Regions from separate parts of the Mus musculus genome. Here regions 2 and 3 are each linked to region 1. The links are chromatin loops, found by intact Hi-C in ENCODE. Cell type or tissue: left cerebral cortex. All regions are shown on one strand. Each heading gives the region's core, and the rest is flanking DNA. Links, peaks and the distances in the headings are about the cores only.

Region 1 (10,492 bases), core at 1,403-9,402:
TGTACACAGACATCAGTCTAGTGACCGAAACGGTCCTTTTAGGCTGATAGCTCACCTTCTACTGGCCCTGGCTTTCTGAAAACTGTCGCTAGCTCTTTGCATTTTTGACCCAAATTACCTATTTCCAATTTGTCCTCATTTGGGACACAGGTGCACTGTTTATTGCCATGACACCCTCTTTAGAGTCCCAGTGGGATGCCAAAAAGAAAAAAATCCCTTTCCTAGCAACAGGAAGCTTGGCATGGGGCAGCCTTAGTGCAGCAGCAAGACTGGAGAGTCCTTGGTGCTGGATGCTCACCGTCTGCAGCCCAGCATGCTACCACTCGAGGGCAGCACGGTGGCAGCTAATAGTCTGGGCTGCCACAGATAATACCTTTGTTAAGTGCTCAGAGAGTATGTTCTCCCAAAATCTACCCTGCAGCTAGCTGCTGCAGACATACAACCATCTCTTCCACTTACCCCCTGGACCCTTGCTTAACACTTCACGTCAGTCATACAAAACATTTTCATTTGAAAACAAAAGGCAACTGGGCACCATATGTAAACACTGAATTTCAGGCCGATTTCATGGTCTGATTTTTTTTCCCTCTCTCTCTCCATAGAAGCATAGTATGAGTCAAGAAAGTCAGTCCTGGCAGCTGGTGAAGAGGAGAAAGACCAGAGAGGTGTGGCTTGTCACAGGGTAGGGGGCACACTGCTGACCCTGGCCAGGACAACAGCCACCCTGCGACCATGTGACATGCCAGGTAATCTCTCTGCCTCCTTAGGAAGTAGGAAATCTCTATCCTCAGTTTCCAAAGGAGAGGTTCTGTGGCTCATTTTAGGCTTGCCCAGTGTTGGGGGGCTGAGGAGAAAGAGGAGGAGGGGTCCTCTTTCGTCTTCTCAGGGGATGGGGACATCAATCAGGTAAGGAGGGCTATAGGAGAGGACATCTTAAGTGGCTATCAGGACAGAGGCTGGAGGGCGGGGCACCTAGATGTTTAGAGACAAATCTCCCCCCACCCCCGACCCCTAGTGACACTCTGTTCCAGAGGCAGCCAGCTCTCTTCTAGAAGTTCAGAGGTCACTGGGACCTCTTGTTTTCTGGTGCCACTTTGTCATTTAACTAATGGGGAGACTAAGGCTGGGGATGAGATGTCCTTGCCCCAAGTGGCAGAAAGCGGCTCCAGACTGCCAAGGCCCCCCTCCTTCATGCCAGAACAGTCTTACGGCTTTTGTGGGGTGGCATCCCGGTCATGGGTGGGAGGCTAAGGGTCAAGAGAGAGAGCAGGTGACAGAACCCAAGCCTACAGGACAGTCTGGGGGAGGTCATGGGAAGTGGTGATGCCTCATGTCCCTAGGATGTCTTGGCACACTGGTTACTGTTCGATGTCTCCATTGCCTCACCCTCTTGCCTGTCTCATTGGCAGAGGGAGGCTGTGTTTAGCTACCAGGTACAGTGCAGTGATGTCAGGGCTGGTGAGATTAAGGACTCAGTGTGGGCAGGGACAGAGGGCCACTCCTCAGTAGCTGCTAGAAGAAGTGACTGTCCACTGTGGCTACAGATCAGGAATGACTTGGGACTTTCTAGAGTGGTTTTTCATACGAGGCAAGCTGCAAGGTGCTGGGTGGGACAGGGCCTGGTTGGTCTTGGAGGGAGAACTTCCCTCAGGCCTCAGGATTCACAGTTCATTTAGTGTACTTGTGGCAGATGCAGGGTCGCTCAGCCTCCAAAGACACTCAGGATGAGAGCTTTCAAGAACATCGAGACCTCTGCTGGCCTCTGTCCTTCTACAGAGCCCAGGCCTATGGTGAAGAGACCCTGAGCCTCCTGTCTCTGCACCCTGTTGGGAGCATGTCAGCTACTCTGCCAGCATGTGAGACAAGGACACACGCCTCCTCTGCTTAAACCCACAGGCCCGTGACATCTCCTCAAGCATGCGGACATTCAGCCCTTTGGGCAACACAGGGAGGTGGCAGCTGAGGGGTGCTACAGTGGTGGCCAAGATCACTGCACACGGCGACAGTAGTAGCCCAGGACCTTGCACTTTTCGCAGAGGTGCTGAGGGTGCTCCTTGCTCTGGTCAGACACATCCAGGCCGTCAGGCTTCTCCAGGGGTCTCTGCAGAGAAGGAGAGGAAGGGGCCGAGGGGCGGGGGGGGGGGGGAGAGAATCTGCAGTTACAGAGATAGCTCAGCCAGTGCCTTGGCATCCCACCTCTTGCCTGTTTGCAGACACTTGTGTCCCAGAGGAGGCTCAGATGAAATTTCTGGGCTGGCAAGAACCAAGGCAGGGTTCTTAGACCCAGAGCCCATGGCAGATACGTTGCTTGATCCACAGAGAGGTCTGGGCAACTGCCCCCTGAATGCAGATTAGAAACCTCCCAAATCTAGCCCAGAGTAAATTCAGGACAGGGGTGCAAAGGCATCTACCAGATGAAGAAACTGAGTCTCAGTCAAGAGAAGCCCCAACTCACATCTGTCCCTTCAATCCAGTGGCTTTGGGAGTCACTTACCCTGGACATAGCTACATTTCAGCCCCAGAGACAACAGGGCTCTTAGTTCCATAAAGCCAATCTGGGGTCTGGGGTCAACCCCAGCCAATTCCTGGCTTAGTGCCTGCCCATTTATCGAATGACTACATGAACTCGTTTTCTAACAGAGAAACTGAGGCCCAGGGAAAGGAGGTGACTTAGGCCTACTGTGCCACTTTAGCGTGATCCTTGTCTGTAAAGCATGTTGTCACACTGCTCATTTGCAAAGTTTGGAGAAACCCCAAGGGATACTGGCTAATGGTAACCTGGGCAGCATTAGGCACACACAAGTACCCCTCTAAAACTTGCATGTGCTAAGTGTGTGTTCACATGTATACATGTGTTGCTTCAGCTTGAGTGTGGAGGTCAGAGGACAACTTGGAGGAGCCCGTTCTCTTCTGCCATGTGAGTCCTTGGGATCAAACTCAGGTCATCAATGTTGGTGGCAAAGTCCCTTTTCCCTTGAGGCACCTCACCAGCCCTCAACCATTTTTTTGTACTTTGGATGGCTTGGGGTTCTTGGCTTCCTCTCCCTCCCTGACCTACCCATAATAGCCAGCCAAAGACCTGTAAACATCGCAAAGATCACGAGGAGTGGCTCTGTAGTGGACAGTATTTCAGTTGGCTACAAAGACTATTCTCCTTCCAAGCCCAGAATGACACCATGGCAACAGAAGGGTCCTCTACTCAGACTCAGAGGCTCAGAGGAAGCTGGTCAGGGCCAGCTGGGAGCCATCTGCCAAGAAGAGGGGAGCAGAAACTATAGGCTGACATGGGGTTGGGGCAAAGACCCTTGGATACCAGTGACATGCCCAGGATGGTCAGGGAAGGGCAGCTGATATGGACGCAGTCCACTGTGTAGACTGTTAATTACTCAAGAGTACCAGCTGCTTTTCTGCCTTGACCAGGCCTTGACCCAAGCTGACATTCAGGGCAGTTAGGCAAATGGCTAGAGTGTTCTAAATGGTGAAGGTTTAGGCAGCAAGTGGCCAGAGTTCTACCTCTTAGCTGCCCTAGAAGGGGGTATCCCATAACTCAGCCTTTTAAGTTTTAGCTACAGAGGAAAGGCCTGGAAGAAGGAGAGCCTGGGTTTGGAACTGGGGGCCTTTCAGAGGACTGGCCTCATCCCTCCTATTCTGTCCCAGCAGGGGAGAGGAGAAAGAGCTTGACTTCCTGGCAGACCAAGTCCCAGAGGGCAGCTTACCCTCCATTCACTGTGTGGCCATGGCCTGGCCACCTGACTTCTATGAGTCCGCAAACCAAGTAAAGACAAAGGCTAGATGGAAAAACACCCCTTCTGATGTCGTTGAGTTTGAAAATTAATGGGAGGGGGACAGTGATACAGGGTCACTCAGAGTAGGAGGTGCTAAGCCACCCCCTGCTGGTCCAAGGGTCCCAGAAACAGAGCAGCACAGATCTCTCCATTTGGGTTTGCATGCCTCCAGGGCGGGGTCATTGTATGTTCTATATGAAGAACTCCATCTTGAGCTGGAATCTGGTCCCTACGCTTTCATCTTGGATGTTCCCAGCACCCAGGGCCTCCTCCCATGCTCTCTGCTCAGGATGGTGACTAGTGGAGCATGTTATCTACCCCAGGCCAAACCCAAGCTGTCTAGTCAGTTTCCACGGCTCCCCTCAGCTCTTCCCAGGCCCTCCACGAGCCAGCTTTCTAGTAGGGGATAGAGGGACAAGAGTGGGCTAGTCTACACTGTCTCTGCTCCTCCTTTTGTATGGCTAGGCACTGCCATGGAACTCAGGCTGACTCAAGGGGACAGCTTCCATAAGACTGGTGTTTTACCACAGATGAGGAAACCATAAGCCATTTAAAAGTCTTACCCAGAGTACTCCAGAGAGGAAACAGTGAACCCCAAGCCCCATACTCTCAGGCATGCTGCCTGTCCTCCTCCCAGAGCTCTAGATCTCATGCTCTCTCCTAGCCTGTTCCAGGTCCCTGGCTTTCGGTCCCTGGGGCGGCATCCTCCTTTGCGGCCGCTTCCACCCTTGTGGTCCTGAGAACTCGCTTGCACTGCTCTGCCCACCCTGCCAGGCACTGCTGTCCTGGTTTCTATGCCAGGGGCTGACAGAGATCCAGAGCTCCCACGGGTAAGGGCAGAGCCAATGAGGAGAGCTGAGAGGCTTGCAGAGTGTTCTGGAAAACTGCTCTGCCCATGTCTCTGCAGTGTGTCCACAGCTCGTAGTATCACACGTCAGACAGCTTTGAACACCACCTCTGCCATCCATTGGCTGATGGCTGCTACCTCAGCTCATCTTTCTACAGCCTGAGCTAGCAGGTTAGTGACAGGTGTCATCTAGGCTTAGCTGTGTGTGTGTGTGTGTGTGCACGTGTGTACTAGACAGTAAATGATTCTATAACTACCGAGCTCCACAAAGACTTCATAATGTCTGTGTGGACAGTCAGCAAGTAATTTAGCATCTCTTTGCATGATTGTTCTCCTTCATAAAATATACGTAATAGAAGTCCTGTTTCATGGGGTTGTGGTTAGAAGGGTACCTGGCTCATGGGGAACTGTCCATACATTAGTATTAATATTGAATATTATCAGTAATGTTTTGAAAGGGCAGGACCACCATCAGCTGAATCCTTGGGAAATACTCTTGGCCTACACTGGCCGGCCCAAGCCTGAGGTTCCTTAAAACTGTTTTTCTCCTTGGCCTTGGTCAATGTGGATTCTAGCCAGCTGCTAAGACTTACTCAGCCTGCAGCCTCAAGTTGCCAGTGGGGAGCTTGGGGGAGCTGTCAGGATGACTCCCCTCCGTGGAAGGAAACACCCAGCAGCTGGGACTGATCTGTGAACTGCCCCACCCCACCCCCAGCCCCCAGCAGGGGAGCAAAGCCCGTGTGTTTTCCTCTCTTCTGGGGTGGGAGGGGGGCTGGGTTGTCTGGGGGAGACACAGTTGGAGTCTGACAGGAAACAGATGTAGTGGGGGCAGGGTTTCTCAGAGGAGTGAGGTGGCCCAGGTCAGCACTGGGGGAGGGGCAAGAGGACAGGCTCCACTCCCTCACAAGGAGAGCAAGGGGGAGGTATTCCCAAATCTCAAGCCAAAGAAAGGAACACAAGGACCCAGGAACCCAGAACGTGGCTGGTGTGTGTGCTGCAGGGTGCGATTGTTCAAAACCTATTGCCTTTGTGTACCTCAATCTTCCCAAAGCACACAGTAGGTGCTCAACAAATACTGGCTGGATGATGGTGAGTGGGAAGCATGGAGCTTCGAGCTCTTGAAAGATTCATCTAGATTGGGCTCTTCTGTGTAGAGCCAGGCTGGCAGGTCAGCAGGCTACACTTAGGCTATGCTGGTAGGATGTGGGATGGAGGAAGGCAGGGAAAGCCATCAGGGACCGAGGGGTATCTTGGCAAGATGGAAGGGACCCCATACTTAGCCTGTCCTGCCAGACACTGGCCCACACAGAAAAACTGCCACGTGTCCAGTTCCTCTGCCTCTGAGTGTGCGAACTGGTTCTGCCTTTCTGTCTAGGTCATAAGACAGTCTGTGAGTCCCCCAGACCTGCAGCCCAGATCCTCGGAACCCAGACACTAGAAGACTTGTAGAAACTGAGCTGTCCTAATTCCCTGTCCTCCCAGTCATCCACCATGGCTTACCCTTCCTGCCTACCCCACCCACACACCTCAGCTTCAGGTTCCAGAGTAGAGAGCCAGTGAAGCCTCAGAAGGGGGAAAGAATCACCCTGCAGGGAGCCTGAAAGAGCGCCCTGCGACTTCCCCCAGCCCCACCCACTGCAGGCTGCTCAGTCCCACAGCTAGCTCCACCCCTACCCAGGCCCCGCCTACCCACCTGCTTGTGCGGGTACACGTTGATGTGGCACTTGATGCACTCCTGCCCCATGTTGGCCCAAGAGTTCCCACTCATCCATTTTCTCTTGCATTTGGGGCACTTGTACTCGCCAAAGCAGCGCTTCTTGCCTTGGTACGGCGTCAGACCCTCACCTTTGGGGCGTGCCTGGAGAGACAGGAAGTAAATACAGGAAAATGAGGGCTCAGCCTTCAGCTCTCATGGCCTGCATCCCATCCCCATACTTGCTTTACGGTGTGCTGGGAATCAAACCCAGGACCTCGTGCAGACTGGACAAGCCCTCTACCCACTGAGCTACAACTCCAACCCAACTAAGCTTGGCGTTTCTGTCACGACGGCCAGCACCAGTAGCTACTGTATTCTCCTTCAGGGCTGCACGGTGGCAGAATTCATGCAAGTTCGTCGTGTGCTACAATGAGTGCTTGGTACACGTGTATACATGCCTGTATACATGCCTGTGAGTGGATTTGTAGAGTAAATTTCCAGAAGTGAAACTCCTGAGGCAAAGGTTATGAGCGCCATTTTTTAGCGATAAGACCTATTGCCGCTGCCTCAACTCCCACAATGCTTCACCAGTTTCGTGTTCCGGACCCTCTGGAGTAGAGTCCCAGAAACAACTCATAAGCTTTAAACTGTGCACAGTTCTGAGGAACAAGATGAGAGCCACATGCCTGAAGCATCAGAGGTCTCATTGCTCCGTGAGTCCATAGTATATACGCTACCCGCTACCTGCTCATTAGTTCTTCAGTGACTGCCTGATACTGATGAATGGTACCATCTACAGTGCTTATGTTCAAGTGGCTCTCATTTTACATACGAATTGACCTGAAGCACAGGTCAACCCATATTCCAAGGAGGTGTTGTAAAGTGCTTCTCTTACCTGAAAGGGGGAAATCTACCAATACCATGAAGGTCCAAGTTGCTAAAAATGTGTGTTGAGAACCAAGCCTCTGCTGGGAAATCTAAGAGAGATTCATGCTAGTTTTTTTTTCTTTATAATTATTATACATAAGTACACTATAGCTGTCTTCAGACATACCAGAAGAGGATTACAGGTAGTTGTGAGCCACCATGGTTGCTGGGATTTGAACTCAGGACCTTTGGAAGAGCAGTCAGTGCTCTTACCTGCTGAGCCATCTTGCCAGTCCCTCATGCTAGTTTTGATCTTGCCATTGTATCCCCTAGTTCCAGCCCCAGAGCAGGCATCTTGAAATGTACCTTTCTCCATGAGGGGAGACTATAGTATCACTAATCTAAAAGGTATGAGATTCTCTCAGAGCAGGTTTGACAGACATCTTTCATAACGAGCAAGAGGCATCTTTGCATGTATTTAAGAATGATTTGCTAGTGTACTCACATGCATAAAATAAATAAATAAGTCTTAAAAACAAAAGAATGGCTTGCTCATATTCCTCAGAGTATTTTCTGTGCACGTTTTAAAATATTTTCTATGCACATGCATGCAGGTGCCTGCTGCAGTCAGAAGAGGGTGTCAGATCACCTGGAGCTGGAGTTACAGGCAGCTGAGAGCCAATCAATATGGGTACTTGGAACTGTACTCTGTTCCTCTGAAACAGCTGCAGAAGGGCTTACCACTGAGCCATCTTTTCAACCCTACCCTTTTTCTTGTTGACTTGCAACTGCATTTTATATATGAAAGGACCTAGTACTCTCCTGAACAGCTTGATGTCTTTGTTGAAACATGATCCAAATAATGCATGCCTCACTCATTGAAAATGGTCACTTCAATGGTTTTTAGTATATTCAAAGTTGTGCACGGTCTGATTTTAGGATACATTTGTCACCCTCTAAAAGTCACTCTGTGCTCCTTCATGCCTGCTTCCTGTTCTACTTCTCTGTGCATATAATCTGCTTCCTGTCTCTGTAGATCTCCCTAGCTTACACTCATCCTTTTGTCTGGTTTCTTCCACTTCACGTAATGTTGTTGAGGCTCGAGCATGCTGAAACATGTGTCCATACTTCACCCTCTCTTGCTGCCTAGGAATACTCACTGTATGCCAATGACGTGACACAGGGCACTCTGGGCTGCTTCTCTGTCAGGGTTGTTATAAATGAAGTGATGTGAGCCTGCACATGCACACAGAGGAGGGTTTCTTAAAGTTGGATTTCTTACCACAGGATTTAAAACTGGGAGACAACCCAGAACTGTGGGCCGTCACCAGCGGTGGGTTTTCACTAGCTGAGGTGGAGGAGTGGCTGACCACTAGAGCCAGTGTTCACTCTTTTCAAGTCACCTCTTCTTGCCACAGCTCCCTCCACACACCTGCCCTGCTTGGCTCTTGTGGGCTTTGAGTTTGAGAGGCCTGGACAAAGCTCCGTGTGTCATCATCAAGTGTGGTATCCAGCCTGGCAGTGGCGGGATTGTCCGGCAACGTGTTAGAGAGGAAGAATCTTAAGACTCACATTCGATTCAGTGAATCAGAAACACCCCCCCCCAATTCTGTGTGTGTGTGTGTGTGTGTGTGTGTGTGTGTGTTGTATATGCATAGCTGTACCCGTGCGTGTACAAGCTAGAGGTCAAACACAAGTCTTTCTCAATTGCTCTCCACGTATTATTTTTTGTAAAAACAGTTCCCCACTGAACCTGGAGGTTACCAAGTCGGCTTGGTTGGCCATCCAGCAAGCTCCAGGAATCCTCCTGTCTTATCTCCCCTGTGCTGGGATTAAAGGCAGGTGCCACCCCCGCCAGCTCTTTCTGTGGGTACCAGAGATTAAACTCAGATCCACATGCTGTGCAGCAAGCACTTTACCCATCGAGCCATCCCAGAACCTGAATTCTGACAACCTCTACCAGGTTCAGAAAGCTGGGGCTGTGGGATGATCGTTGCCATGGTAACTCCCGGAGTGACTGCCACTTAGGAAATGGTATAGAGGTCAAAGGCAGACTCTGAGCTGGGAGGTGGTGGCACACACCTTTAATTCTAGGACTCCGGATGGAGGTAGAAGCAGACAGATCTCTGAGTTTGAGGCCAGCCTGGTCTACAGAGTGAGGGCTACACAGAGAAACCCTGTCTCAAAAAAAAGCAGACTCTGATCCACATCCTAGTTCTGTGATCTTGGACAAGGTGAGAGGGCTCAGTGGGTAAAGGCCTTTGCTGCCAATTCTCATTGACTTGAGTTCAATCCTCAGGACCCACATGGTGGAGAGAACCAACTTCCACAAGTTGTCCTTTGACCCCCATATGCATGCTGTGGTATGTATGTATACAGAGAGAGAGAGAGAGAGAGAGAGAGAGAGAAACTAATACTGCAATAAAACCTTTTAAAAGAGTGCTCCGAGTATTAAAGGAGATGATACAGATAAGCCCCAAGAGCAGCATGTGGTACACAAGGTAAAATAGGGTTATTGGCACTACTATTTGCTAACCTGAAGTAGTACCAGTCCATAAGATAATCATTTCTATTACTTATGAGTGGTCAGTGGTTTGTTTGTTTTGTTTTTGTTTTTGTTTTCCCCAGAAGTCATGCACACCACTAGGTGGTATCTGACTAGAGTTCAGACAGAATAACAAAAGGGAGATTGGTGTGAACATCAAAACTTGGAAAGTAAGCACCACACAGTGCTGATTTTTGGGCCACCTGCTTGATGTCACTGTGACTTCAGGTTCACTATGAGCCCTGGGAAGACCCAAGAGGGAGCCATGTTGTAAGAGATGCACCCCACAGAGTCTGAGGTGTTCTATGCACTTTGGACAAGAGGGCGCCTCTGAGGCTGAGCTCTTTAGCTACCTGGTTTGCAGGTTTTCTGAGTCCTTCTGAGGCCACTTTCTCCACCAGCACCCAGCACCCAGAACCCAGTACCCAGTACCCTGGCTTTGAGCTGCCTGTATCCACAGCCCACTTGCTCTCTGTCATCCACAAACAAGGCACCGTGTGCCTGTGCTCTCCTGTGTCCGTTTCCAAAGGTGTCTGCCAACGCTGTTGAGGGGTTGATGGGGCTGGGGAAGTGGCTTCATTGATAAAATGTCTGCCCTGTAAGCGTGCAGACCTGAATCTGACCAGGAACCCACGTAAGTTAGTCTGGTGTGGTTAGGCAGAGCCTAACCTGGAAGTGCTTGTTCTTTGGCGTACTTGGTGAAGCTCCAGTGGAATTAAAAACCCGTCTCAAAAGAAAGACAGATAGCACTT
Region 2 (10,492 bases), core at 1,647-9,646, 47 kb after region 1:
CAGGAACTAGGCAGAGTGTAGGTTGGGCTTTCTTCCTTAGAGCAGAAGGGAGATAAGGCAAACTTGATTGTCCCTGCAGATTCACCACTGCTGGGTTCAGACACCCGGTTTCTGAAAGGCACCCTCGTCCTGGCATATAAAGGGTAATCAACAATCTACTATGCTGCAGGGCCAGCTAGCAGGGCAGAGATGGATGCATTCTGAAGGCCCTGCTCTTCAAGGGAGGGCAGCCCCACTACGTGATGGATGTCAGCCTCTGGGCTGCATCATCATCCTGCATCAAAGGTCCCAGAAGCTGGTAGGAAGCGTGGGGCCCTTCTACCACACGTGGGGAGACACAGCATCAGGCTCATGGTCATTGCTGGAACCTTTTCTAAGGTTCTTGAGGGTCTGACAGGGGAAAGTAGATTAGAAGACTCTGGTTTTCTCTGACCACAAATTGTTCTTGTACACTCTACAGAACCTTTTCTTTTCCTTAGTTCCCCTTGACTGCTAAGACAACATTTATCTGAGCACCGATCTCATTTTTGTAGAACTGGAAACTGAGACTCAAAAGGACTTAGTAATTTGCCCAAGGCAACAGAGTCAAATATGTCGGCCAGCTATATTTCACCCACACACAGCCTCTAAGGCCCGGCTCCACATAGAAAAAAGGAGCCAGAGGTTGACATCAGGTGACTTCATATGTAAAGCCCCTTGGTACTGAGGAGGGCGTAGTCCCAGCTTCTCTGGTCTCTGAGAGGGGATTGGAATCTGGGGAAAGCAGTTCTGCTGTGGACTCTGAAGGGCAGAGGCACAGGGTCACAAGGCTGTGCCCCCGTCTCCCCAGAGAAGCCTGCCCAGCAGGGCTATCACAAGATACCACAAGCAAGGGGGCAATGGCAAACACTGTGCTAGTGGGCAGACACTTCTGAGAGTGGCCCAGACAGAGTCCGAACCATAAAGATCGTTCAGGCAGGACTAGCAGGGTGGCAGGCGGGAATGAGACCACCTCTGCCAGGAAAGACACAGCCATGTGCAAGGCCAATGGCAAAGGTAGTGTTCAGGGCCAGGCCCAGTACCCCAGGGAGATCAGGTAGACCTCTATTTCTCTGTTCTGTTCTCTAACCCAAGACAGCCTTAGAGGAAAGAGCTTGAGTCTAGCCCTAGTTCTGTGGGGTTTCTTTCATCAGCCACACAACTATCTTCTTATCTCCTAAAACCATCCAACCCCTTACCTCTTCACCAAATACACACACACACACACAAACACACACACACACACACACACACACACACACACACACACACTATAATAAGAAACCATATCACCACTGACCACACCCCTTCTTCCAAGAGACCTGCACCTCTGTCCCTAGCCTCTGAACACAGACAGGAGGGCACACGCTGGGTTTGGGTGTAGGAGACAGTACACACAGGTGAGAGGAGGACCACAGGAAAATGAAACACACCCTCACTGAACCTCCCCTCCCCCATCACACACAATTCTGCCCATATTCTTGTTTCCAGGGCCAGGAACATATGAACTGGCCAGGACAGATCATGATCCTTTGCCAGTCCGGACATTGCTCACATTTCACGTGTAAAATCGTTCTCCCTACAAAGATGAGGCTCAATAAAAGATCCAAGACTAATGGTCACATTGAGTTCTCTTAGATGAAGGAAGTGGGCAGAGAAAAATGGGGACCAGGGCTTGGGGGAGTAGACAGTGGTTGCCAAACAGAGCTTAGCAGACTTAGAGTCATGGGAAGACTATATCCCCACCTCAGTTTCTTGACCCCCAACCCAGGGTTACCACTTACTTGATGGTGCTCATGGGCCATGGCTCCTTGCCCACTTCCCAGCTAGGACAAGAGCGCTGGGAACCCTGTGTCTGACACTTGTGAAACACACTTGTCAAGCAAAAGCAGAAAGCATGAATCTGAAAAAAAAACCAAGGGCTCAGCAGGACTGTAGCATTAGCAAGTCCAGGGTATGACCAAAGCCATATCCTCTACAGCAGAGGCCTGGCGCTGGAATCCACTGTGAAGTGAGGCTGTCCACAAGCTGTGAAGTCATGGGCAGGCATGTGTGCTTGTGCCATGTACACTGGGCTCACACCAGGGACTCCAAAGGCACTCATGACCAAACAAGGTAAGGACTGTCTGAACATTTAGCCACTACCAGAACATGGCTAGGGATAGGGCTTCACTATCTCCCAAGTCAGCCCCTTGCAATTAACCTAGCAACTAATAAACACTCGTTCCTTGAGATAACATAGGAGGCTGAGACAAGGGAGACCACCTACTTCATCACAGGGCTGAAGGCAGAAGAGAGAGCAGGCTTAAAGTCATCTGTCCTACCCCCACCCACCTAGTGGGATGAGCTGAACATCCAGTGTGGCCCAGTTACTGACTGGGCAATCAGAGGTAGGATTCCTACTCCCAAGTTGGACAACAGAGCTACGGAGAGACAACGCCATTGCACAGTTCATGGCAGCCTAGCTTGGCTACCACAACATTACACGTTGGTTACCACAGCCCATGTTGTTGGAGCAGCTAGAGGGAGAACTTCTCCCTAAAGCAGCCACCCCATGAGTCCCAGAAGAGACATCCATTTGTACCCTAAAGAAATGCCTTGGGATCTGTCCACTGGGACAGGGCTGGAAATATCACAGGTAGATTCAACAGCAAGTATCAAGGCTCAGACACTCGAGACTGTTGGGTGCTTCCAGAAATTACAAGTTAACCAGTGTAACCAAAGGAGGACTGAGCTACAGAAGATCTATTAGCAGAGAAAAAGAGGGGGAAGGAAGGGAGGGAGGGAGGGAGGGAGGGAGAGAGAGAGAGGGAGAGAGAAAGAGAGAGAGAGGAGTGTTAAGGGACAGATCCAATGTCGCACACTTAGTTCTGTCCCTAGGTCTCTGAATGAATGTTCCCAGGGAGGGACATAGGCATAAAATAGGAAAATATGGTTTTTCTCTTCTGTGTCTCCTAAACCAGGCCAATCGGACGGAGCAGGAACATAGTAAGAAACCCAGTACCTATACAACAAGAGCCCATGACTCTTCAAAAGAGTTGGGGTCCAGGGCTGAGGGTGTGGCCCTTGGTAGGGTACTTGTGTAGCTATCGGAAGCCATGGATTTGGTAGCCAACATCACCTAAACAGGACACAATGGCATAGCCTTGTAGTCCCAGAACTTGTGGAGGCAGGAAGATCAGACCTTCAAAGTCATCCTTAGCTATGGAGCACGTTTGAGACCAACCTCTTCTATATGAGACTATTGAAAAAAAAAAAGATTTGGATCCAGGCAAAACATCAGAGGTACTGTGGTTTGATAGGAAGTCCCAGTGCTTGGTATACACAGGCGCCCGAGGAAGATGCAGATAGGAGCTAGCCTGGAGATCAGGTGTAACAGGCTACAGAGATAGCTCCTGGCTGCGATTCAGAATTGATTTAGATCTAGCTCTGCTGATGAATTGAGTCATCTAGACCCCTGCTTTGCTCTCTAGATTATGGCAATGACAAGGAACTACATTCTAGAGCCTTGCTGTCCATGGTCCCATTGGAGGTGGTGGCACACGCCTTTATTCCAAGCACTTGAGAGGCTAAAGCAGGAGTCTTACCCTGGGTTCGAGGGCAGCCTATGCTAGGGCAAGTGAGGCCTTGCCTCAGAAGACAAAGCAAAGCAGCTTGCTGCTTACCAGCCCCCATTTAGGCCACTTCGGACTTCTGTGGCCACTGATCATTTACTACCGAAGGAAGCCCTTGCCCTCCCTATACCTGACTTATATGGCCCAAGGCATGGTTTCCCTGAGCCCAGACCTAGGCAATCAACTTAACAGAGCAGAGTAGAGCTGCCTATGACAACCCTTCCCCAGTGTCAGCCTCCTTGCATGAGTTACTGTTCAGCATCCCAAGGGGAGGGGTCAGATATCTGGGGACTCTTCCCTAGTCATACCTCTGGGACATTCCTCCCAGGTTCGAGCTGCCTGCCTCCCACCCCAACCAGACTACAGAGACTATGGGAGTCAAGTTTAGCGCCCTGCTAAGGAGTAGAGTGACTCTGCTCCACGGGTCCACACTGGAGAACCTCTGGATAGCTGCTGTAGACACAGGTGGTTTTTCATCCAAACTTCCTATATTTGTCTAGGCTGGGGACTTTAGTTTGTTTTTAATGTTTGCACTTATTTATTTAGCTGTGTGTGTTTATGGGTACAGACCACAGCACACATATAGAAGTCATAGGACAACTTGCAGGAGTTGGTTCCCTCCTTCTGCCATGTGCAACCCAGGGATTAAACTCAGGGGGTCAGGCTTGGTGGCAGGAGCCTTTACCCACCCATCCCTCTTGCCAGACCTCTTTTGTTTTTTGAGCAGGGTTTTACTCGAGCCCAGGCTGGCCTTGTTGAACCATGGCAATCCTCCTATGCTAGGAATACAGACATGAGCCACTTCTTCCATCTGGAATCTTGTACAAGACTCTCTTGTATAAGTATTTTTGTGTTCTCCTTGCTATCTCTGTGCTAAGGAGCTGAAGTCCATTCACGCCATTAACAAGTCTGCAATGCGAGGGCCACAGCTGCAAAGCGTGGGGTCTGTGGTACTGTGGAAAGTGATGAACAAACCCAGAGATCCCCACCAAGAAGAGCTTTCTGACGTTTAGAGCGATGCAGCCCAGGAGACCGCATAGCTGACTCAGTGGAACATCCCCAGACCTGGAGATGATCGGAAGAACACTGCTCTGTATCCTGAGCCAAAACCGTCCTCTGGCTGAATTAAGTCTACGGGATGTTGGGGTGAAGACTTGTTAACAGGTTTTGAATGACAGGCCTTCTTTGGGCCTTTATCATGCTGGCACTGGCGAGCACTGTGTGAACAAAGGGGATGACGGTGAGTAATCTGTGCTTTCCAAGACCGTTGGAGCCCTCATTTCACCCAGCATGCACAAAGGAGGGGTGGTCATTCCACGGTGGAGCCACACTTCCCGGCTACATCTATTCTCAGAGAAAAAGGGAAACTTGCCCTAAGAATCTGAATTCAGCGACACGGGGCAGCCTCATTTCCCTGCGCGGCAGGAGTGGGATAAAAAGCCTGCCAGGGCCAACTCTGAGAACTCCTCCAAGGGTCCAAGAGGTAATGCCTAACTCTGTTTTTCCAGAAGTGGAATTCTTGGAGTCTACACTGCTGGGAATTTAAATTCCAAACAGAATTTGGCAAGGAAGATCCATGCAGTCCCCCCCCCCAAGCCCCACCTCCTCCTGTAGCACCTGGAGAGAGGGGCTCAGCCAAGGAGTCTCTCTCTCTCTCTCTCTCTCTCTCTCTCTCTCCATCCAGCTGTGACCACAGATGCCATTTCTGAAACCCGAGTTTACCAGACCTCATTTCAGAACCCAGAGGGGTTTTAACACACTTCCACCTGAAGGCCATCTCCTGGAACTTGTCTGTCCTGCACTTGCATGTAAACTCGACCACTTTCCTCTCTCCTCCCGGGGATAGAGGGTTACTCAGGACCCTTGGCTTATATCTTCAGCTCTCAGGGCTGAGGTTCCAGGGGCACAATAGGCTTCTGTGGCCCCGTGTCCTCACCTCCCCCAATGCCAGCTGCATTCATGGTGTTTTGCTATTGTGGAGGGAGCAGCCTGGGGGCGGTGCAGGAGGGGGTGGGTTCTTGGCACGGGGGCCGGTGCAGACGGGCTATGGTCAGCGGTCAGCATGCAAGTCACATCCACAGGCACTGCCACTGGGCCTGCCAGGCTTTGAACAGAATGGCAATGCTTGTGGATGGACCCTGGGTCCCTTCCTAAAGTTCCCTCTTGTGAGAAAAAGAACTTGTTGCCTTTGCACCCAGTCCCTTAGTGGTGGCATTGACTGGGTGGGGAGGGGGCTTCTCACCTTCTCAGCCATATCAGAACACCAACTAAGCCCCCAAAACATAGCTGGGGGTTTGAAAGAGTTTGAGAGGTCAAAGGCTAGGAGGTGAGGAAGAGAAAGCCAGAACCCAAGAGAGTTTTCTGGAAGTTGGCAGGCACAGCTCTTCAGCCCTCCATGGGAGCCATAAGCCTTGGAAGTGTGAAAAATCCCTCTGATCTCCCCAGCCCTGGCTGTCTGCAGGCAGACACTCTCTTCTCTTGTTTATGTATACCTCCAGCCACACACACACACACACACACACACACACACACACCTGTGACGACCAAGATTCAATCTACTGAGTGGGAGGCTCAGAGAGACGGAGCTTTTTCCCCACCATGGCTCCAGCTCCTCCCGCACTGGGCTGCTTCCTGCGGTACACAGCAATGAAGGGGTAGGGGGTAGCTGTGGTCTCCCTGAATCCCTGAACCACAGCTGGGGTCCAAAGACAGGATCTCTGACTGATGGGCAACCCAGCAGAGACCACATGTAAGGAATGAGGGATGCTGGGATGGGAGCTGAGGGAGTCTTAGTAAAGGCTCCTTAGGGACCCTGCTGGGTCATGGGACCTCTGGGTCACAGTCATCTCCCTAGATGAAAGATGTTCCCTGAGTGCACCTCTATCCAACTATGAGCCATGAGAACACTCCATCACTCACCTTCCTCTCACACACGTATTGTCTATGCTCCCCCCTGCCCCCCCCAGCCCCAGGCTCCTCACCCCTGTCCTGTGTAGAACTCAACAAATATTTGCTAAGAGAATTAATAATGGAAAACACCCAGCCAGTAAAGAAATACTCCACAAACAGTTCTCCAAAGCCTTTGGTCACCTAAAGTCAGCTCCCCAAGAGACAACACATTGTTACAAGAAAGAAGATCCCAGCCAGGAACCATTCCGCAGGGCAGAGAGCATGTGTTATGGTTTATAAAGAGCCTTGGCATGTAAGTGCTTTCCCCCACCCCCACCCCCACTCCCACCCCGGGCTCTGCAGGCACCTTTCCAGTCTTGCCCCCATACCCAGACCTCCTGCACAGCTTCTATTCCATAGGGCAGCAGGGCAGCCTTGGGAGTGCTGGCCTTTCACATGTCTGTGAGTCTTCCCGTAAACCATGGCAGTGTTGAACACATACCTGAGACCAGAAAGGGTGATCTCCTGACGCCACATCTCAACCCCAGCACACTCCAGCATATACAGGCCTCACTCGCAATGACCTCTGGGTCAGAGGTGAAAGTGACCCCGTGTGTGTCCCTCTACCTCCTGCGTCTTTTAGCAGAGGGAAACCACAGGGGGCAAGGGAAAGGCACAGAGGGTATTGGCAATTTCCAAAATGGAGCAAACGGATGTGGGGTGCCATTAGTAGATGGATTCTGGGAAGGCTCTGGATAAGACCCGCAAAGGAGGCTGGGAGGTCACGGCCACCTGTGTATTTATCTAGCTGGTAACATGCACTGTCCAGTAGACTTTGTAACCGAATCCATTGAGCAGGCAGCCTTTGCAACACATCCCAGGTTTTGGGAGAAGGCACTAGGCAGCTGGAGCCCTCCCATCGCCACAGCCTAACCCTCCCCCCCCCGCCCCCCAAGGATTTCCCTTTCATTTCCTTCCAGCCTGGGAAGGCAGGGGACAGAACAGTCTGCTAGGTCAAGCCCTCAGAAACCACTTCCTATGTGCCTGGGGGAGGGCAAGCAGCTGCAGGGTGGATCTAGGGGTTCCCAAGTGGTGGGAACAGGAGAAAAAGCCCCTGGAAGAGCAACTACTTTCCAGGGAGCCCTCCAGGTTAAGAACTATGGAGGTCGGTGGGAGGATTCTTTTAGGCCCTTTCAGAGTTCAGAGCAGGTTCTGCAATCCTCCGTCCCAGAGAATGGCAGCCAGAAAAGTTCATAAGGTTGGGCGAAGGAAAGACTAGGAAGGGGCTCCCCGCCCTAGCCGCACCCCGGCAGTCTGCAGAGAATCCGGAGACACCCTTGAGCCTGCTTACTAGGAGCAGGGCTCCAAACTCGGAGAGGGGGCGGGAGGGCCCTGCCCAGGCCTGAGCTGCTCCGGGAGGCTCTGCCGGGAGGTGACGCGCTCCTGGTGCCCCAGGGACTTCGGGCGGCAAATTTGGCAGAGCTGATCGAAGTCAAGCCAAGCCGAACTGGGCAATGCGGGGCCGGCTTGGGCCATGCCAGGAAGAGCGGAACAGATAGAAGAGGGGCCTGAAACAGTGAGCGCCGGGCTGGCGCGCGCTGGGGCACCCACCTCTCCGCGCTGCAGCTGGAAGACGCTGTTAAGATAACTGGAGTGCAGGGGAGAACCCAGCTGCTCCGGGCGGCCCTTGCCGAAGGCCAGCTCCGGGGGCGCGGCGCCGGCGGGAGGCTCGGGCCGGAAGGCATCGAAGGCACTAGCCTGGTGTGTGTCCTGAAGCGACAGGTAGACCCAGTTGAGTAGCTGGGCTGGCTGGTACACCGAGGCGGCGCTCGTGTCGATGGCAGACAGCAGGCTCATTTTGCCGTGGCGGTGCCGGCCCCTCCCCGGCCGCCCGCTCGCGCCCCCCTCCCGGCGGAGGGGCGGGCACCGGGGAGCCTGTGCCCACTGCCAGCCGCCCCGGCCCCGACGGCTATCCGCCCCGCGTCCCGCGCCCCGCGCGTTGCCCGCAGCCGCCCGCCGCCGCCGCCGCCTCCCCGAACTGCAGCAGTGGGCGCGCACGGGCGGAGGAAAGAGGCAGAGAAAGTTGGGCAGGAAACTTTTGGCCCCGCCCCGCCTGCTGCCAGCCCCGCCTCGCCCGGGGATCCGCTATCTGCCTCTGCGCTGACCCCTCCGGGGACCGCTCCTAGGGTGGGGTCCACAGAGACCCCGCCCCACCCCGGCCAGTTCGGTCCTATCCTCGCTCCCCCATTGGTTGTCTTATTGAATATGAATGTGGGGGAGGGGCAAGACAAGAAAGAAGGCGGGTCCGCACATGTAGCACGCCGCCGACCCCCACACCAGGAGCGGCCCCTCCCGAATTTCCCCCCTCCGCCCCGGGGTCAGCTCAGCTCCCCAGCCTAGGAGCTCAGAATCAATTGGGCCCAAACATTCAGTTGGTTCTACTGTATGCTGGTTCCCATCACTTCCCAGGAGCTCTCTAGTTAATTAGGCGTTTGCAGCTTTTCCTTCTCCCAGTCCCTCCTCTTGCTGTTAGTCCGATTGTGTTTCTGTGACTGTCTCGATGTTCTCTAACGACACTTTAAACGTGTCTCGTTTGAAGCTTCCTTCTGTCTCCCTCGCTTCCCTCAAACACACACACACACACACACACACACACACACACACACACACACTCACACACACACACACACACTCACACACACACACACACACACACACACACACACACACACACTCCTCGCGCTATCACCATAGGACCCTCCCCCTCCCACTTAATTCCTTCCATCTGCAGAATCGTTTTGCGGACAGCCTGCGCTGAGGGGGGCCCCAGGTTCCTGCCCAAGGAAGGGCTCCCCTTCTCCTCCCCCCTTACACCCCCTCCCATCTCTTCCACTTCTCCTGTTTCTACTCCAGGCTGGCTTTTCTCTCCTCTTCTGCTCCCTGGGTCCAGCGTCAGCTCTCCCTAGTGTCTTGAAGGGGTTCCAGGACCCTGGCCTACAAGATCTCGGAAACCCACATTTTCCTGGAGGAGCCCGCATTAGCCAGTGGCTTCCCAGATCCTGAGGCCTTCATTCACCTCACAGTCCCAGAATGGTGTGTGCTGCCCCATATCCTGGGACCCAAGAACCAGGTCCAACCTCTCAGTGCCAACTCAGAGGAACTGACTGCCCTATGGGGACTCAAGTCACCTTCACCTCATTTGGCCCTGAAGCCATTCAGCCTGGTGTTAAAATGCCAGTAAATGGACTTCTGATGAGCCACCTCCCCTCTGCCAACCAGCCTGTGTTCTCTGTACTATGGGAATGATTATATTCATACTGGGTAGCTGTTGAGTGGAAAAATAGATTCAGTAAATAGAAGCTGTTTCAGGAAGGTCCTTTGTCCCCCAACCAGTCACCAAGCCAGGACACCTCAGCACATCTGTAGATGCTTGAATTCAACAGCTTTCAGTGTGACAGAGAGCTAGCCTGTGTCACCAATTGAGAGACCCTTTGATCTCCCTGTTTTGAACCAGTTTGCCTATCAAACAATTGGCAGTTACTAATTCAAATGACAACACGTATGCTAATAAAATCCCAATATGCTTCTTCATTCAAGACTTATCTCTAAGCCAGATGTAGTGAGCTTGATGCTAGCCTGGGCTGTAGTGGGTTGGTCCTGTGCTGTTGTGTATTCAAATGCTAAAATCTGTACCCCAAGTTCTGGTTGCTTCAAGGTGAGCAGATCCTCTTGCATACCATCTTTTGCTGTAAAAACCTTGCCCCCCTGCCCCAAGTGTTGTGAATTTGGTCTGACGCTTGTATTGTGTTAAATGGGTTCCCAAAATTGCAGGAGAATACGCATGTAAAATGTTGAGGGTCCCTGCCCCAAGTTGGTTCTGATTGGAAATTAAAGTTGCCAATGGTTGGGCAGGGAAACAGAGGAGGGACTTTAGGATTTTCGGGCAAGGGGACCAAGGAAGATGATTTAAA
Region 3 (10,492 bases), core at 1,069-9,068, 61 kb after region 1:
GAGACAGAGTGACAGAGACAGAGAGCGAGACAGAGAGACAAGGAGAGAGAGGCAAGAGAGACAGACCACAACCACAACCACCAACCCTTCCCACCACTCACAACCTGCACCCTGGGAGACTGAGTCCCAAGGTTGGTGACTGTGCTCACTTTTGGTCTCTCTCTCTCTCTCTCTCTCTCTCTCTCTCTCTCTCTCTCTCTCTCTCTCTCTCTCTCTCTCTCTCCCTCCCTCCCCCCCTCTCTCTCTCCCTCCCTCCCTCTTCCTCCCTCTCCCTCCCTCTCCCCCTTAGAAACCAAACTCTCCCTATCTATTAGACATTGATAAGCTGAGTGTTCCACCTGAACAAGTATCCCATTGAGGAGGAAAAAAACTCCCACTGTTGCTTGAATCCCAGGACCACTGTGGGGAACGAGTGGCCTGAGGGCCTGCTGCTACTGAGAGGCCTCAGGCGGTACCTGCTTGGTCTCCGGGCTGCAGAACACGGAGAGGTGATCGTTAGAAGGACAGCCTGTATGCTGAAGGCCTGGACAACCTACACATATAGCCCAGCCAATCTGATGGAATCTCTAAGTTTCAGGAACCTGGAAGTCACAGAGCCAGGTGTCCACCAGACAGTAGTGGGTGGGCAGCAGCCACTCCATTCTCGCCTTCTGAGTTCACACCCAATTCCGAGAAATGAAAAGAGGGAAAGGAAAGGCAGGTGGTATACATTCCATCAACTGTCTGTCAGCAAGCTTCCGCCTCTGGAGGGATCCCAGGTCTCCAGGGGACACGTGATGGCTCCCAGCTCTAGGACATGTGGAGCCCATCTCCCAGAGGAGTGGGACTACTGACTTTCCCCGTGCCTCTAGAACAGGCTCCTAGGGGGGTCTTCCTGCAGTGTCCACCCTTCAAGATCAACTCAACACTGGCATTTGTCATCACCCAGGGTCAATGGCCCAAACAAGAACATGGCCTCCCGTGCATCACAGCAGTGGGAAGCAGTCTGTCGTTCTCCTGCGCTTTTGCTTATGTGACATCTGTTTGGAAGATGGGATGAACGGCCCCAAAACTGAGTGAGCAGAACTCTCTATGTTATTTTGAGAACATCCTTGTCAGCATCAAAGAGCCAAGGGGGAGTTGACGGCCACCTCCCTAGTCTTCTTACTGGCCCACTCAGATTCTCTCTATGCTGGCTATCGGCATGGAAACCTAATGCTCGTTTGGCATGGCACCCAAGGGCTTGTCCGTACTTCATTCCTGATCCTCCGTCTACATTCTACCTGAAGTGTCTCCCAGATCCAACACACATGGACTCCGACCTCCAGATAAGTGAGGAAACTGACTTTCCCCCATGCCTCTAGAACATGGAGGAAGCCAGTATCCTGACTCCTAAGGGAGTCTTCCTGCAGTATCTCCCACTTCAAGATCAGCTGAAAACTGACTTCCTGTGATCGTAACCCCCATCCTACCTACTCGATAGGTCCCCTCTGTTCTTGACTCTTTGGTGTTTGTGTGGTGTGACAGGTGTGAAACCCACCTTCCTCTCGCTTCCCACCCAGCCCACCCCTGGACTGTGAGCTGCTTGGCAGCTATAATCTCCTCTGCTCTCTCAGCTCTTCGCCACAGCAAGCCTTCTGTTTACTTAAGGGATGAAGTAATAAACTCAGTATGTCCTTGTGGTTTATAAGCTCAGATATGCAGACTATCGGCATGTCATGAAACAGCTCAGAGAGACGGGGATTGAAGAATGGCGAGAAGCCCCAGCAGGGACTGCAAACTGCCAGCATGTGCTGACCATCTGTGTCCTCTGCTACATTTGAATGTGCCCCAAGGTTCATGTCCTGGACAAGTAGTCCTTGCGTTATCAGTATGGAGAGGCAGAGCTTTCAAGAGGCAATTAGATGCTGGGGATGTAGCTCTAAAGTAGAATATTTGCCTAGCATATGTGAGGTCCTGGGTTCAATTCCCTGCATCTCAAGATCATAGAGGCTCTGCCTCCTGAGTGGAGTGACATCACTTTGAAGGGATGGGGCTTATCATAAATGTCTGTTGTCCTAGTTAGGTTTTCTATTGCTGTGGTGAAACACCATGACCTGGGGAGGGAAATGTTGATTTGGCTTACTTTTCACATTGAAGTCTATCACTGAAGGAAGTGAGGGCAGGAATTCGAGCAGGCCTGAAACCTGGAGGCAGAAGTTGATTCAGAGGCCACGGAGGAGAGCTACTTACTGGCTTGCTCCTCAAGGCTTGCTCAACCTGATTTCTTCCAGAACCCAGGACCACGAGGCCAGGGGTGGCACCACCCACAATGGGCTGGGCCCTCCTACTCCAATCACTAAGAAATGCTTTTCAGCCTGATCTTATGGAGACGTTTTCTCACTTGAGGTTCCTGCCTTTCAGATGACTCTAGCCTATGTCAAGCTGACATAAAACTAGGCAGAGCAACAGTTTTTGCCTCCCTTTTGTATATGTGTATATGTGAGTGTGTGTGTGCAATTCTATGTATGTGTGCATGTGTGCGAGTGAGTATGCCTGCATGTGCAGCCTGTGTCTCACTAAGTCTCTCTCTACCTTTTTTATGAAGGCAGGGTCTCTTAGCGAACATGGAAACCATGGAGACTGAGGCGAAGGGATCTCCGTGATCAGCAGTTAACACAGAGACCCATAACTGGGCAAAGCTCTAGGAATGATGGCTATCGGTGCTCAGCGCTAAGTGGGTCTCTCCATTAATGCTTCCCCTACGGCTCAGGAAACATCAGGGAAGAGAAGGTGGGAAGAATGAGGACGACCTCTGCTACACAGTGAATTTCAGACTTGGGCTAAGAGCAAGACCTGCTTGAATGTCCCCCTTACCAAAAAAAAAAAAAAAAAAAAAAAGACTTAGATGCGGTGTCTGCCACTGAATATGCAGTGCCATAGGTCCAAGTTCAGCCAGTGAGTCCATCTCCTCTCAAGATGTCAGCTGTCCCATTACGTATGACCATAGACAAGGCTCTTCCCAATGCCCCTCCCAGCCTTTCCCCCCGCCCCCCATTCAACATCCTGCAACTCTAGTTCTCAGGTCAGCATTGCTGGAGATCAACCATTCTGAGATGCTCTTCTTGGGGAGACATGTTGAAAGCTAAATGAAAGACGAAGGGGGAAGGGCCCTGCTCTCCCTCCCACCCCAGCAGAAGTATCTGCATCTCTGCATCTCTATGTCTTGGGGTGAAGATTGTGGAGGAGCAGCCTCTTTAAGGGTCACAGCTCAGTTCAACTGTGGTGACGGAGTCCCTCAGCCTTGGAGGATGGCCTGTGCTGCCCAGAATCTCGAGAAGAGACTTTTTTGAGAAAAGACTTTTCTTTACTGCATGTGTACAGATGTATGTATGTGGGTCTCTCTGTGTGTGTGCACATGTGCACATATACATGTGCTTTTGTCCTCATAGAGTTTCATGATGGAGTGGATAGACACGACCTGATAATAGATGGCTAGACCTGGGTGGTGGATGGGGTGGGGGGCGGGGAAGTGGAGGCTGAAAGGTGTTCAGGTGTGATCAGTGTGCTCTGTCAGGACACTGGCTGCTGTATGAGCTTGGTTTGGTCTGGAAGGGAGAGGAGTTATTCATTCATCCAGATTCACAGAGTCACTGCTTTGTGTAGCAGAACACATGTGAAGGCCAGGCTGACTCCATGACAGGCTTCAAATTGGCAGTTAAGGAAACTAGGCCTCAGAAGCTGCCCCGCCTCCTGGCCTGAGGCAAGGACAATGGATCAGCAGCAGTTTCCAGACTTCTCAGCTACTTCCTCAGCAACAGTTTCCAGACCCTCCCCCCAGCAAGTTCCCAGCCCCCACACCCCAATAGTGGAATGTCTGTAGAGATGGACCCAATAGATGGACTCAATAGAGGTCTGTAGAGATGGACCCAATAGATGGACCCAATAGAGGTCACCTACCCTGGAGTCCCCTAATGTGCTTTAAATCAGGCCTGCAAGCTCACTTGATTGCCTCTCTATCTTGGTAATGGGAGACCCCAGCATGCTGGACTTCTGCAGAATAAAATACTCTTTGCATTTACATACTATTTGAGTCTGGAGTACCATTCTTCGGTGAAATCCTGGGCCCTTATACCATGTGCTGGAAATAAGACCATCAATGAAAAATAGGAAAGTCTGTAAGCTCCCACTTTACAGGAGGGACTTAGACTATAAGTAAGTAAATGTGATAAACAGCACATTAGACTGTGTGAACACTGGTAAGGCCCATTGCTGAGCACAAAACACACTCTGGTTGCAAGACAGAGCCATCAAGCTGGAACTAACTGAGAACTTCCTTATAGCTGGCTAAATTCCATAGTCCTGAAATGTGCTATGCACACCACCGGGGGAGAAAAGCCATCAATAATATTACCCTGCATCTTCCATTATGAACCTGTCAGGAAAGCTGTACCCTTTGATGCAATAGTGGTAATTGGTTTTAATTCCAAGTGAGACCTGAGCCATAGGAAGGAACTCATACCTGGTACCATAAACATGGCCACATGCCTATGGCTAGGACAGTCATAGGTCCAAGGTAATACCTACAACTGTTACCTTGCTATGTGGTTGTGTTGTTAAATATCGACGGATGGATGGGTATATGGATGGATGCATAGATAGATAGATTGGTAGGTAGAGGTGGATAGGTAAATAGATATGAATGGATAGATAGAAAGATAAATGATTGATACATACATACATACATACATACATACATACATAGGAAGGGATAGATGATAGATAGATAGATAGATAGATAGATAGATAGATAGATAGATAGATAGATAGATAGATAGTGCTGGCCTCAACTAAAGTGGAAACTTAAATGTCTTTGTAAAGTCAGTTGTGTTGGATGGGGTTTTGCTGGGGCAGACACAGGTGAAAGGATGTTCTGCTAAAGCAAGCACGTGAAACGACATGTGGCCGGGCATGGTGGCGCTCGCCTTTAATCCCAGCACTCGGGAGGCAGAGGCAGGTGGATTTCTAAGTTCAAGGCCAGCCTGGTCTACAGAGTGAGTTCCAGGACAGCCAGGGCTACACAGAGAAACCCTGTCTCGAAAAAAAAAAAAAAAAAAAGAAAGAAAGGAAGGAAGGAAGGAAGGAAGGAAGGAAGGAAGGAAGGAAGGAAGGACATGTGGTGAAGGGTTCTTTGCTAATGACATGAATGTATTGGAATGCACCAAAAACCTTCTGGTGGTGTGCTGCAGTTTCTTGCTGCTTCCAAGGTCTCAGGCTGATTGGCAGAGTGATGTCAGCTAAGAGAGACCCACGTGCTGAGGCCAGACCCGTGGAGAACATGTGATGTTTGGAGGTGTATAGAAAGGACCCAACAGACAGTGACAGGGACTGAGCTTGGCTTGCTTATAGAGCTAGCTGTGCGACGCTTGTGGATCTCAGGCCTTCCTGATCATCTCTTCGCTGAGAGAGGCACAGCTGAGAACTTTTCCTGGCATTCCTGTTGGCCCTGGTCCCTCCTGCTGACTTGTGCCGAGGCGGAAGCCTGCTGTTCTGCTAGGTAATGCCACCACTGCTGCTAGCCTGGCTCTACTGAACTGGATAAAGTGTTTGTGAGTGGATGGATCTGCCAGTGATGACTCCTGTGAACTGAACTGTTGATTTCCTGACAATGCAGATGGGATTTGCTCCAAAGATCCCTTTCAAAACAGGTCACTATCCCTGTACCCTTTTTTCTCCACTCCTCTGGTGGGTGGTGAGCTGAAAGGAAGGTTGAAGTGTTTAAGAGCCATCATTAAAAGTAGGATTTGGAAAAAAATTAAAGTTACACTCAACCTCAAACCAAAAATACCTTCTCTCTTCCGTGATCAGCAACAAGCGCAGAGAGCCATAAGTGGCCAAAGTGCTAAAAGCAGTGACTATTGCGTGCTTTCAGCGCTAAATGGGACCTCTCTACCAACCCTGCCCCCAAGACCCAGGAAGCAGCGGGGAAGAGAGGGGGGAGAGTGTGTAAGAGCTGTAAAATGCTGTCTTCCGGACATGATCTAGTCATTACACACATGAGCTTACCGCTGCTATGGCTACCCACCGAGATCAAGCCAACAAGATTAGTCAACGTTCTGACAGGCAGCCCTGACTGACCTCCGTGTGCTGTTAAAAAAGAAAGCAAAAAGGAGAAATGAATTTGGTGTGTCATTTAAAAACAAAAATAAGAGCCATGAAGCCGGGAGGGGGACATGTTCAGAGTACGGGGAGGGGAGGGGCTGGGATGGATATGATTGGCATTCCTTGATTGCATGTATGAACGTATCAAAGGATAAAGAAGAGAGATTAGATTAAGAAAAATCAAGAGTAGCAAAGCAAGAAAGTGGGATAGAAAAGTCCAGGTGGGGGGGTTGAGCCTACAGCTTAGCTGGTGGGATCCTGGGCCAGCATCCATAAAGCCCTCGACTCAACCTCCAGAATCCAGGCACCGTGGTACAGGCCTGTAACACTTGAGGAAGACAGAAGGATAAGCAGTTCCAGGTCATCCTCAGCAGCATAGTGAGCTTGAGGCAAGCCTGTGGCACCTGAAACCGTGTCTCCAAGGGAAGAAAAGGAGGAGGGGGGGAGGGGAGGAAGAAGAAGAGCCTTGATCTTAGCTTCTTGGGAGTCTGAGGCAGGTGGATCACAAATTTAAGGCCCAAACCAGGAGTGATGGCACACACGCTTAATCCCAGCACTCAGGATGCAGAGGCAGAGGCAGGCAGATCTCTGAGTTCAGAGCCTGGTCTACAGAGTGAGCTCCTGGAAGCCAAGGCTACACAGAGAAAACCTTTCTCAAAATAATAAAATGAAATGAAATGAAATGAAATGAAATAAAATAAAATAAAATGAAATAAAATAAAATAAAATAAAATAAAATAAAATAAAAGCAAGGCCTACCTGGGCTACATAAGGAATCACTGTCTCAAACTAAAAGAAAAAGTCAAGTCAAGAATTGCTTTAATGAGCCAGGCAGTGGTGACACACACCTTTAATCCCAGCACTTGGGAGGCAGAGACAGACAGATTTCTGAGTTCGAGACCAGCCTGGTCTACAGGACAGCCAGGGCTACACAGAGAAACCCTGCTCGAAAAACCAAAAAAAAAAAAAAAAAAAAAAAAAGAATTGCTTTAATGAAGCCATTGGAAATAGCCTCTCTGAGAATTGACAAATGAAGACTTGAATAAAAAGGTGAAGAAAGGCGCAGTTTGGAAATATTAGGAGGAAGATGGTCCATGGCCAGAAATCAGAAAGCCAAAGGTTGCAAGGTGGAACCGTGTCTCAAATGTCCAGGGAACATAAAGAAGAGCCAAGGAACCCAGGGGACATGGAGGCCAGTGAAGGGTAGGGGACAGGAGGGAGGAAGGGAGGGAGGGAGGGAGGGAGAGAGAGAGAGAGAGAGAGAGAGAGAGAGAGAGAGAGAGAGAGAATTGCAGAGCTTCACGGGGCCCTGCAAAGATGGGAGCTCCCATTGTGAGTGGGTTGGAGGGATCCCCGTGGGTCCTGAGTGAAGTGGCACCATCTGAACAAGCCTAAAAGCCGGCAAGGGAAGGATACACACTGGGCAGTGACCACTGCCCACATCCAGGCAAGAGGTGCCAGGGCTTGCAGAGAAGAGCTGCTTCGTGGCTGGGTGGTACATAGGGGCCATTTGGCTGTGTCCCTAAAGCAGAGATGATGGCATTAAGACAAAGCAGAGCTGTGGAGTCTCAGGCAGCATGAGGCATCCTGGGCTTGCTGGCATGCCGTGTGACTTCTCAGCCTCCAGAATGGTGAGCACTACCTATCCCTCCTCCTCTGTCTGCATTTGGTTTCTGCCCTGTCAGCTGTTTCTCTGGAGCACCTGGCTGCTGCATGCATCTTGCCTCCTGTGCTCACACCACAATGCTGCAGTCACCTCGGTTGCATAAGACTTTTTTTTTCTCTGCATCACCTCAGTTAAGTGGCAATCCAACACGATAGGCTTGGACTCTACCTCAGACTCATGCAGGTACGCTGGCCTAGGCAAAGACCAGGGCTGAGTTTGCTATGAAATACTATCCAGATGCAGACGCACAGTGAGCCTCTCAGGGTGGAAGGTCTGGAATCTGAAGTTGGTATGCTCTGGGGCCCTGTGCCCTGGAAAAAGCTCTTCAGTGATCTGGAAATACCCTCCAGCAACAAGCTTCCTATAGGGATAGGTTCTAATTTCCTGTCTGGGGCCAGGGGCTAAGCAGAGTCCTCCTGAGTGACTACTCTACCTCCTGAGCCTGGGTTCAAAGCACTGGGCACCTAGTGCAAGTGCCACATTTCCTTTATCTTTTTCTCTTGGAGCAGGATCCCACGCCCTAACAAATGCATTGCCCTGAGCTTGATAGGAAGCCAGGATGAATGGTGATCTTGTTTCAAGTAGGACAGTGTCTTTGACACCCCCCTCTACTGTACTGACGTTCCCTTTTTCAGGGTTATCGTCTGTGAAAGTAAAATGGATTTATTCTCCAGTGTGAAGCAGACCCAGGGATCTTAATGATCCTTGGTCGTCATCAACAGTCACCATTAAAAGCTTTAATTGATTGCATAACGTTAGATTGATTTTTTTTCAGGGTTGGTCACTGCCCCTGGGGGAATTTGCTATCTGAGACAGATAAAGTTGTTCAAGATGCCAGCACTAGAGGCAAGCTTGCAAACACGAGGAGGAATCTGGAACTCGACAGATGGAAAGGATCTGGACAGAGGAAAATCAATTCACGTCCTGGATTTGACACCAAAGGCTCATGTGGCCACCCAGTAGGAAAGCGGGACTTCAGGAGACCCAGTAGGAAAGCAGGACTTCAGGAGACCCGAGAATCTTTTGTGTTCTGAAGGCCATTAACAAGGCAGTGAGAGCCCAGCCCACAGGACAAGGGAAATATTCCACAGTTCACAGACCTCAAGAGGAGCTTGTTCTGCAATAGACGAACAACACTTTCAGTCTTTAACAAAAACCAGCCTAGGAGCTGAGAAGATGGCCCCGCAGAGCAAGTATTCGGACATCAACTGGGATCCCTACATTCACAGAAAAGCTGGGTATGGTATCTGTGCCCAAAACTCCAAAGTCGGAGCAGGAGAGACAGGAAAACCCTGGGGCCCCTTCGGGCCAGCCAGTCTAGCTGAGAAAGTTCACTGAGAGACACTGTCTCAGAAAATCAAGTAAAGGGCTGGAGAGATTGCTCAGCAGGTCAAGGTACCTGCTGCCAAGTCTGATGACCTGAGTTCGACCCAGAGGACCTATATGATGGAAGAAATAACCATCACCCGCAGCATATTGACCTCTGACCTCTACACACACACACGCACCAGGTACACACACACCGCACAATCAATCAACCAACCATGGACTCTAACAATTAAAAAGTAAAATGGTGAGAGAAGAAGACACCTGGCATTGACCTCTGACCTCTACATGCGCACGCATGAGAGCACCATCATACATGTGTATGCATATTAACACACACACACACAGCTTAGTCTACAGGATCCTTACCTGGGGTTCTAACACGGGACCTCATAAACCAGGTATGGTAGTGAACATTTGAAATACCAGCCCTTAGGAGGCAAAGGCAGGAGGATCAGAAGTTTCATGTTATCCTTAGTTACTACGTAGGGAGCTTCAGGCAAACCTGGGCTAGGCTATATACACCCTGTCTCCCCATGTGTTTGTGTGTGTGTGTGTGTGTGTGTGTGTGTGTGTGTGTGTGTGTGTTTACTTTATAAATAAATTGTATATTATAAATTTATAATAAATTATAAATAAATGTTTGTAACAAGCAAACAATCTACTAAGACATTTCTCCAAAGAAAATGAATGAATCACCCTAAGGCACTGAGCCTCCTTAGTTAGCAGAGAAATGCAAATTAAAACCACAGTGAAATACCTTCTTACACCTACGAGGATTAGGGAGGATGTGGCGAAGCTGGAGTTTGAATACTGGTGTTGGACATGATGCAGCCACTACACACAGTTTGAAGGTTGCTTAAAGCGTGAGACAGAATTATGACATGACCCAGCAAAAAGAATCTACCCAGAAGAACGGAAAACAGGGGCTCAGATGTCCACAGATGACCATGGTAGCAGTGCTCACGTTACAAGGGTCAGGGACCAGGAACCCCATGATCTGGTGGATGGGGAGGAAGTGTTGATATTCATCCAAGAGGACAAACAAGTTGCTGGTCCAGGTAGAGCATGCTGAGCCTAGAAAACCTTAGCGTGAGTGCAAAAGCCATATGGAAAGATCCATTGTTTAAGGATTCTATTTAAATGAATGTCTGAAATAGGCAAATTCATTGACTCAGAGAGCAATCTGCAGGGACCAAGGGCTGGGGGACAATGGTGACCGTGTGCTCAATGGGCATGAGTTTTCGTTTGGGACTGAAAATGACCTGGAATTTAATAGTACTGATAGTTGTCCTACTCAGGACTACAATAAGGAACAACCCCTCACTTTAAAGGGGTCACTCTTCTGTGTGTGAATCTTGATATCAAAGAAAAAGAAGG

Evidence for each region. A loop is a pair of places that touch in the nucleus more often than their neighbours do. Peaks named below come from ENCODE experiments on the same cell type or tissue, not always from the same donor. Only the 100,000 strongest peaks of a DNase experiment are listed, where the experiment ranks them.
Region 2: it touches region 1 in a loop (6-fold over the local background); 12 of 42 quality-filtered maps call a loop at or near these places.
Region 3: it touches region 1 in a loop (2.3-fold over the local background); 5 of 42 quality-filtered maps call a loop at or near these places.

The regions. Positions count from the first base shown.
Region 1 is chr14:25,713,302-25,723,793 of GRCm38, forward strand. Zcchc24 (zinc finger, CCHC domain containing 24) reads right to left here. Exons shown (of 4, transcript NM_001101433.2): 3 at 6,326-6,490; 4 at 1-2,101. The coding sequence ends at 1,988. Among named protein-coding and RNA genes, the nearest start is that of Ppifos, 17 kb to the left of the region's middle. In left cerebral cortex, for the core only: no CTCF peak of the experiment used is centred there; DNase peaks (open chromatin) are centred at 4,618, 5,277 and 5,456.
Region 2 is chr14:25,760,479-25,770,970 of GRCm38, forward strand. Zcchc24 (zinc finger, CCHC domain containing 24) reads right to left here and starts at 8,594. Exons shown (of 4, transcript NM_001101433.2): 1 at 8,133-8,594. The coding sequence starts at 8,378. In left cerebral cortex, for the core only: no CTCF peak of the experiment used is centred there; DNase peaks (open chromatin) are centred at 4,934, 5,661 and 8,675; H3K4me3 peaks cover 3,168 bases; H3K27ac peaks cover 4,229 bases.
Region 3 is chr14:25,774,768-25,785,259 of GRCm38, forward strand. No RefSeq gene overlaps it. Among named protein-coding and RNA genes, the nearest start is that of Zcchc24, 11 kb to the left of the region's middle. In left cerebral cortex, for the core only: no CTCF peak of the experiment used is centred there; a DNase peak (open chromatin) is centred at 5,445.